2 separate regions of the Homo sapiens genome follow, and region 1 is linked to region 2. The links are chromatin loops, found by intact Hi-C in ENCODE. Cell type or tissue: endothelial cell of umbilical vein. All regions are shown on one strand.

The links. A loop is a pair of places that touch in the nucleus more often than their neighbours do. Peaks named below come from ENCODE experiments on the same cell type or tissue, not always from the same donor. Only the 100,000 strongest peaks of a DNase experiment are listed, where the experiment ranks them.
Region 1: a loop joins it to region 2, with 5 times the contacts of the local background. A loop is called at or near these places in 9 of 110 quality-filtered maps.

The regions. Positions count from the first base shown.
Region 1 is chr1:64,915,705-64,919,704 of GRCh38, forward strand. All of the region lies in intron 1 of JAK1 (Janus kinase 1), which reads right to left. It also overlaps the pseudogene LOC100130270. Among named protein-coding and RNA genes, the nearest start is that of JAK1, 49 kb to the right of the region's middle. RefSeq lists an enhancer at 202-496. In endothelial cell of umbilical vein, no CTCF peak of the experiment used is centred here; DNase peaks (open chromatin) are centred at 377 and 1,887; H3K27ac peaks cover 3,107 bases.
Region 2 is chr1:64,862,077-64,866,076 of GRCh38, forward strand. JAK1 (Janus kinase 1) reads right to left here. Exons shown (of 25, transcript NM_002227.4): 8 at 2,711-2,896. Among named protein-coding and RNA genes, the nearest start is that of JAK1, 100 kb to the right of the region's middle. In endothelial cell of umbilical vein, no CTCF peak of the experiment used is centred here; a DNase peak (open chromatin) is centred at 2,295; H3K27ac peaks cover 1,889 bases.

The sequences.
Region 1 (4,000 bases), 54 kb after region 2:
TTAAATTTAAGTGGCTACCATGTGGCTAGTGACTATTTTATTATAAGGAAACACATATCTAGAGGTTTAGTTTCTGGAAAGGATAAGACAAAGGGTCCTGTAACTAGAGATGTCAGGTGAAGCATGGGAACCTCTGGGCACGCAGAAAGACGGCATCTGCACACATGCTGAGTGCTGGGGGCCAGGATGCTACAGCCTTCACCCTCTTCCCTGCAGCTCCAGAAATGCTGGCAGCCAGTCCCTAGCCCTCCAGGTGAGAGACTGGAATACTGTCTTCTGAGGAATGTGACCATCTCACCAGGACTGACCTAAAGACACAGAGGCTGGGAGTTCCCCAATGAATGGCTCACTCTTAGTGACGTTCAAAGTTCACAAGCCCGAGGCACATGCTCAGCCTTCCTCCAAGTTTAATCATAAACAAACAGCCAAGGTAAACATATGTCTGAGGAAAGCCTCTAATGCAGACATGGAGATAGAAAAAAGCAACTCAGAGAAAACATTACACAGAGAGAAAACTTTAAAAATTAATGTCTTCAGAAAGATAAAAGAATACCTTTTATTTGTGAATCAAGAATAAAATGTTTCTTTTTTAAAGTAACATTTCAGAGAAAAAAGGAGCTCTCGAATATTAAAAAGATAATAACAGAAATGAAAACACAGCTGGGAAAGGGCCCTACGGAACTTCTAGGTTGATAGAAATGTTCTATATTTTGTTTAGGGTGGTAACTGCACAAGCCTATATGATTGTCAAAACAGCCAAAGGAACACTTAGCATTGATAAGCTTTGCTGTAGGTAAATAATATCTTAATTTTCAAAAGCTAAAAAGGTTGGAAGATAATGTTTAGGAAAAGGCCAGGCGCAGTGGCTCATGACTATAATCCCAGCATTTTGGGAGGCTGAGGCAGGGGGATCTCTTGAGGTCTGGAGTTCAAGATCACCCTGACCAACATAGTGAAACCCTGTCTCTGCTAAAAATACAAAAATTAGCCAGGTGTGGTGGCATGCATCTGTAGTCCCAGCTACTGAGGAGGCTGAGGTGGGAGAATCGCTTGAACCGGGAGGCAGAGGTTGCAGTGAGCCGAGATTCTGCCGCTGAACTCCATCCAGCCTGGGTGACAGAGTGAGACCCTTTCTCAAAAAAAAAAAAAAAAGTTTAGGAAATAGGTTAGAAAAGAACAGTTTGAAAATAGGAGAAAAGAGATAAGAAAATTAAAGGGGGCAATCCAGACAGTCACATGTCTGAATTCCTAAAGAAAAGACAAAGAAAGTGGAGGGGAGAAAATCATCAGCAAAACCATTTGAGAAAGATTTCCCAGAACCAAAGGCTACCAGTTGCCAGGTTGGAAAGGCCCATCAAAACAATGGAGAAAAAGACCTGTTTGGGGCATTCCTGGGAAATTTCATAACATTGGAAACAAGGGTCTATAAAGCTTCCAAAAGAGAATAAAACAGGCTACATTCAAAAGATCAAAAATTGAGAATATTCTCAGGCTTTTTAACAGCTGCACCAAGGAAAGAGACAGGCACCCAATGCCTGCAAAATTCTGAAGGGAAACAACTTCCAACCCAGAAGTCTATAACCAGCCAAATTATCAACGAAGTATGAAGGAAGAATCAAGATACAGTTAGACATCAAAGATCTCAAAAAACAAACTGCTATGCATCCTTCTGAAAATAACAGGAGACAGGCTCCAACACAGGAAATAAAGATTAAACAAAGAGGAAGTGAAGGGAACTCCCAGGAGCACAGAACAGAGCGGTCTCAACACAAAAGCTGTGGCCAGCCTCAGAGGATGACCAATCCCCATGTGAGCAGGGCAACTTGAGGGATACTTATGTTGAGGGCAGTCACTGCCAAGATCCCCGTAGACTGCATTGAGGGTAGAATGCCTGGGTGAGCCTGGACCAAATTCCTAATGGAATTTGGTTTTTCTTAATCATGCACTGATGAAATTCCTGTTCCCCTGCTGTGTCCTGCTGCCTGAATCAGCAGAAGACTATTTCACCCCGCAGAAGTATTCCATTTGGCCTATTCCTGAGAGCTGGACATAAGCCAGGGTGGAGCAGCACATTCCTCTTGACTCCACTCCTCCCAGGCTCCCAACAGCTGGGCCCACTGCAGTCTTCTAGGTACCTCCAACTATGAGAAGCCCTGTTTCCCACAACTCATTCATGATCTTTTCCACTGACTTTCCCAAAAGGGTCCCTGCAACCTCTCAACTCTGGATCCAGACTTGACCCAGAGTTTCTGTTCAGACACAGGGGTAATGAATTCAACCAGAGACCATGAAGCTCTTCTCCTGGGAGCCTTCATCTAGAGATGGCATCACTGCCCTTTCCTTATACACCTAGGTTTATGCTTGCTCTGGGGACATATACACTGGTAGAAAGGGCATGATTAATACCAAAGTGGGGGTGACTGTTACCTCTGAGGGAAGTGCAGTGGAGGGGACTACCAGGTGATTTCTAAGATACCAGTAATGTTCTCTTTCTTAACCTGAATGGTGGATACATAGGTATTTTTCTCTAACTATACACATACTGTTTACATAGTCTTCTCTATGTTGATACATTTTTCAATTTAAAAAGTTCCCTCCATAGAAAATTAAATATATTTAGAGACCCTAAGTAGATACTCATTAATTTTCAATTACTTTATTCTGAGATACTACTTAGTCAAGGGCCTGGCAGCTAAGCTAGTTCTCTCCTTTTAAATCAGATGCCCTTGCTGAAAACATGCTCCACCAGGTCCTTGGTCAGGCCAAGGAACTGAGTTTGATCCCCCTCTTTGTATTTAATGGAGCTAGAGGTACCAGAGCAGCACTGTATGTCTTGCATCTGGCATTTCAATCCAGATGTTAGTTGGGCCAGAAAGAATGACCCAGGGCCCTGGAATAAACTGGGTTCCAATGAGCAATACAAGTTCTACTCAGTGAATGTGGATTACAGTAAACTGAAGAAAGATGGTCCAGATTTCTAAATGAAATGTTTCACTATAAAGCTGCTTAGAATGAAGATCTTCCAGAAGCTAGCTGCACTATTTTCCACTTAACTAGGAAATATTTCTCCTTTAGATACATGAAATCATGTTGATATAATGTGTTGGAGATTACATTAACAAATAACTGAAACTTGAAAAAAAATCAATTACCTTATCCTCTCCAGTAATCAAATACTACGCTTCTTTAAAGACCATCTTGAATGGCAGCAACTTTTTTTTCGAAGAAGAAAAATTTATAAGTATCTCATAAACAATTCTCATATTGATTACATGTTGAAATAGGATATTAATTTCACCTGGCTCCTTTTACCTTTTTTTTTATTATTATACTTTAAGTTCTAGGGTACATGTGCACAACGTGCAGGTTTGTTACATAGGTATATATGTGCCATGTTGGTGTGCTGCACCTGTTAACTTGTCATTTACATTAAGTATATCTCCTAACGCTATCCCTCCCCACTTCCCCCACCCCACAACAGGCCCTGGTGTGTGATGTTGCTCTTCCTGTGTCCAAGTGTTCTCATTGTTCAATTCCCACCTATGAGTCAGAACATGCGGTGTTTGGTTTTTTGTCCTTGCGACAGTTTGCTGAGAGTGACGGTTTCCAGCTTCATCCATGTCCCTACAAAGGACATGAACTCATCGTTTTTTATGGTTGCATAGTATTCCATGGTGTATATGTGCCACAGTTTCTTAATCCAGTCTATCATTGATGGACATTTGGGTTGGTTCCAAGTCTTTGCTATTGTGAATAGTGCCGCTATAAACATACGTGTGCATGTGTCTTTATAGCAGCATGATTTATATTCCTTTGGGTATATACCCAGTAATGGGATGGCTGGGTCAAATGATATTTCTAGTTCTAGATCCCTGAGGAATCGCCACACTGTCTTCCACAATGGTTGAACTAGTTTAGTCTCACCAACAGTGTAAAAGTGTTCCTATTTCTCCACATCATCTTTCTAAAATTCTACCTAGGCAATAATCCCCTGGACTTT
Region 2 (4,000 bases):
TCAAAGCACTGCCTGATTAAAGGGCTTGGGAATCCCATGGCTGGGAGGGGACAACGAGGGCATGAGATTCTAAACTGGCAGCATGGAGCAGTGGTCAACCCTCAGCTCAGGCTCTAGAGCCAGCTGCTCTGGGTTCAAATCGCAGCCTCTCCACCTGCTAGTAGGGTTATGCATATGGAATCATCATTTTTATAGGTCAAAATGGTCAAATATTGGCAATTTCAAATGCTTTAACCTAACAGCTCTGTGACCTTGGACAGGTTACTTAACCTCTTCGTGCCTCAGTTTCCCCTTATCATACTCACCCATAGGGTTGACATGAAAATTAAAATAGGTGGTATTTGTGAAGTGCTCAGAATAGGAAGTACCTGACACACAGTAAGGGCTAGCGTGGTAAAGAAAAACAAACTAATGGAGGAATCAAGTATTTCTTTCTTCCTGCCCTCCTCCTGCTCCCTCCACAGCACTGTGGCTTGGCATAGAGTCATTGGCCCATGTGGCCAGGGTGAGCTCTGACTTAGATGATGGGTGCACCAACTTGTGTTGGTGCTAGACTTGACTGTGTCAACCAGGACAGGACAGGATGGGGCAGGCTCATAAAATGTGCACCAGGCATACACCACGTTGAAGAGCCAGATCATGGACATGTCAGCCTCTCCCTCACTCCCTTCGGGGTCTCTGGGGGATGATAACGCCTTAGAAGCCAAAGCAACACAGGCAAAATGCACAGGCAGGAACCAGACAGAGCTGGGCAAGTGCCTGCCACTTTCTCACTGAGTGACCCTGTGCAAGATCCCATGCCTCTTGATTAGTCTCAGATTCCTCATTTCAAGTAGAGCTGATGCTCAGTCCCCTAAGGTTCTTACAAGGACTAAGACAGACCAAGATACAGGCACAGCATATAACACGGGGCCTAATATCCAGGATGCAGCATGTGACACGGGGCCTAATATCCAGGATGCAGCATATAACAGGGGGCCTAATACCCAGGATGCAGCATATAACACAGGGCCTAATACCCACGATGCAGCATATAACACGGGGCCTAATACCCAGGATGCAGCATATAACACGGGGCCTAATATCCAGGATGCAGCATATGACACGGGGCCTAATATCCAGGATGCAGCATATGACAGGGGGCCTAATATCCAGGATGCAGCATATGACACGGGGCCTAAAATCCAGGATGCAGCATATGACACGGGGCCTAATATCCAGGATGCAGCATATGACACGGGGCCTAATATCCAGGATGCAGCATATGACACGGGGCCTAATATCCAGGATGCAGCATATAACACGGGGCCTGATATCCAGGATGTGCTCCATCAACAGCACTTCTTCTTTTCTCCCTCCATTTCGCATCTTTCCATTAACATCCATCTGAGCTCTTCTACTTCTCCCTCTTCACTTTGTTTTTACTATATTTTTCTAATAAAATTAATGTAAGTTTTTTGTTTAAAAAAAAAGGAGGGGAGAATAAGAAAATTAAAACCACTCATAATGCCACCATAAATAAGTAGCTGTTAATATTTATTTTTCTAAGAGCATGTGTATATACATGCATACCTATTGATATTTTGAACAAAACTGGTCCCATTCTATAGGTAAAGTTTTATATCCTGCTTTTTCCCCTGACCTTTTTTCCAGGTCATTAAAAAATTCAGCAACCTGATTTTCTAATATTCTGCTTCTCAGGCAAATTGTGATTTATTTTCCTATTCTCCTATTATTGTATATTTAAGTTATTTTCAGAATTTTGACACTTTAATTACTACTGGAATGAATATTCTTATTCATAAACCATAACCTGCCTCTCACATTGTTTCTGGAAGATAGATTCATTCTCTAGATTCCTGAACAGAGGGATATATAAATATTTTCAAGGCTTTTAACAGGTTACCAAACTGTTTTCCAAAAGGTTATATCAGAAAGACAAGTTATTCTGAATACAAGAGAGTGACTGTCTGCCCTAAACCGTATCACCAGGCTCTTCCTCAGCACTGAGCGTTATCATTGTGACACAGTATCTGCCACATTTTGGCAGAATGTGGCCTTTCCTGGTGTTGGCTCCACTCACCTTAAGAGTGCTAGCTGTCTCACCAGCCGCTCTCTCTGCATGTTGTTGGCTGTGACTTCCCCTGACACAAACAGGTTTATTTTGGCAGAGTTCCCACTTCCTGCTTGTTTAGATTATGTCCTCAAGTGATACCAAAAAAGAGGAAGTGAGATTAAACACCCTTTCCTCTGTCCGAGAGTCACTGGGGTGTGCCTGACACCATATCGATGACTGCCACTGTGGCCGAGGCTCGCCTGAGGGCAACGTGGGGCTTCCTGCTTTGCACTTCAGCTCAGCAGAGAGGCCGTGCCAGAACCCTTGGGAGGAAACACTGACATTCGCTGGTTTTCTTTTCCTTCAAATCCACTAGCTTTGTGAATTAAATATTGATGCTGAGGTGTATTTGGGAGGGAAGCAAATCCTAAGGCAGATTCACATTTCTGAGACCAAAGAAAGGCACTGGAATGTATCGGTGTAACTTTAAAACACTGAGAATGCCTTGGTAATAGGAACTTTTTGGCTTCAATAAGAAAATCCTGTTTTCTCTTTAGGACAGGAACTCTGAAAATCATGTGCTGCAGAACGGAACTCAGCAATTCTCCCTCTCATCACCAGATCCAGACTTAAGAGCTTCTGGGACAAACTTACCATTTTCTTGTTGTCCTGCTTGTTAATGCTGACCACAGACTCCTTTATTACAATGTGAGTGATTTCAGGGAAGTAAGAAAAATTGTTCCACTCTTCCCGGATCTTGTTTTTCTCCTCATCCTTCTTGTGTTTATTTTCCAGTTTTTTCCGCTTCAGTTTATTTTTTTCCTTTTCAACAGAAACAACCTGATAAGATACATAAAAGGGACAGGGTTAAGTTGCTTTCTTCATTTTCTATTGGTAAAAGGTCAGTGCTGCTGGGAAACCTATGCAGGGCCTAGGTCCAAGGAAGAGAAAGCCAGCTCTTCTGGACTTGCAGGATTGGGGGAGTTGGCACCTGCAGGGTTAGGACCAAAGAACTGGGTTGTATCAGGGAATCCTGGGCTTTCATATCTGGAAGAGACCTTAATGAGCACACTGTCTAAACTATATAATACGCAATGTGCACGGAAACTCAGAAAGGGAAATCACTGCTCACTAGACATGCATCTACATTCAGGTCTCCTCACTTCCAGACTACTACACATGCTCTGACACAAACAGATAACATACTCTTCCCAGTTACCACTGAGCTGAACATGAGCTTTCTCCTATCACCAATCGTCTTGACTTTGTAACAGTACTCAAGTCGGGATTTTCCAGAGAAGACACGAATTTCATGCTTGAAATAATCTACACACTGAATAATATATATCTGCACAAGTGAAAATATTTTGTGTCGCATGAGCCCTGGAGACCAGAGATCTAGGTTAAGTTCCTGCCTCTGCCAATTACTTAACTAGTTACATCATCTCTTTGAGCCTCATTTTCCTTATTCATGAAATAGCTTACATCTTCACAGGGTTCTCTGAGATTAGACAAGTGCTAACTAACATAGTATAATACCTATTATACAGAAAACCCTCAGTAAGTATCAAGCATTATTGTTTTAGCATGAGAATAAAACAGGAGGAGAAAATGAGTCTCATATTTTATTCATTTATTTAATTTTTTGAGACAGTGTCTTGCTGTCACCCAGGCTGGAGCACAGTGGCAAGGTCATGGCTCACTGTAGCCTTGACCTCCCAGGCTCAGGCGATCCTCCCAACTCAGCCTCCCAAGTAGCTAGGACCACAGGCACGTGCCACCACATCCTGCTAATTTTGGTATATTTTGTAAAGATAGGGTTTCACCATGTTGCCCAGGCTAGGCTCAAACTCCTCGGCTCAAGTGATCTGCCTGCCTCAGCCTCCCAAAGTGCTGGGGTTACAGGTGTGAGCCACTGCACCCACCCACATTTACTTTAATATT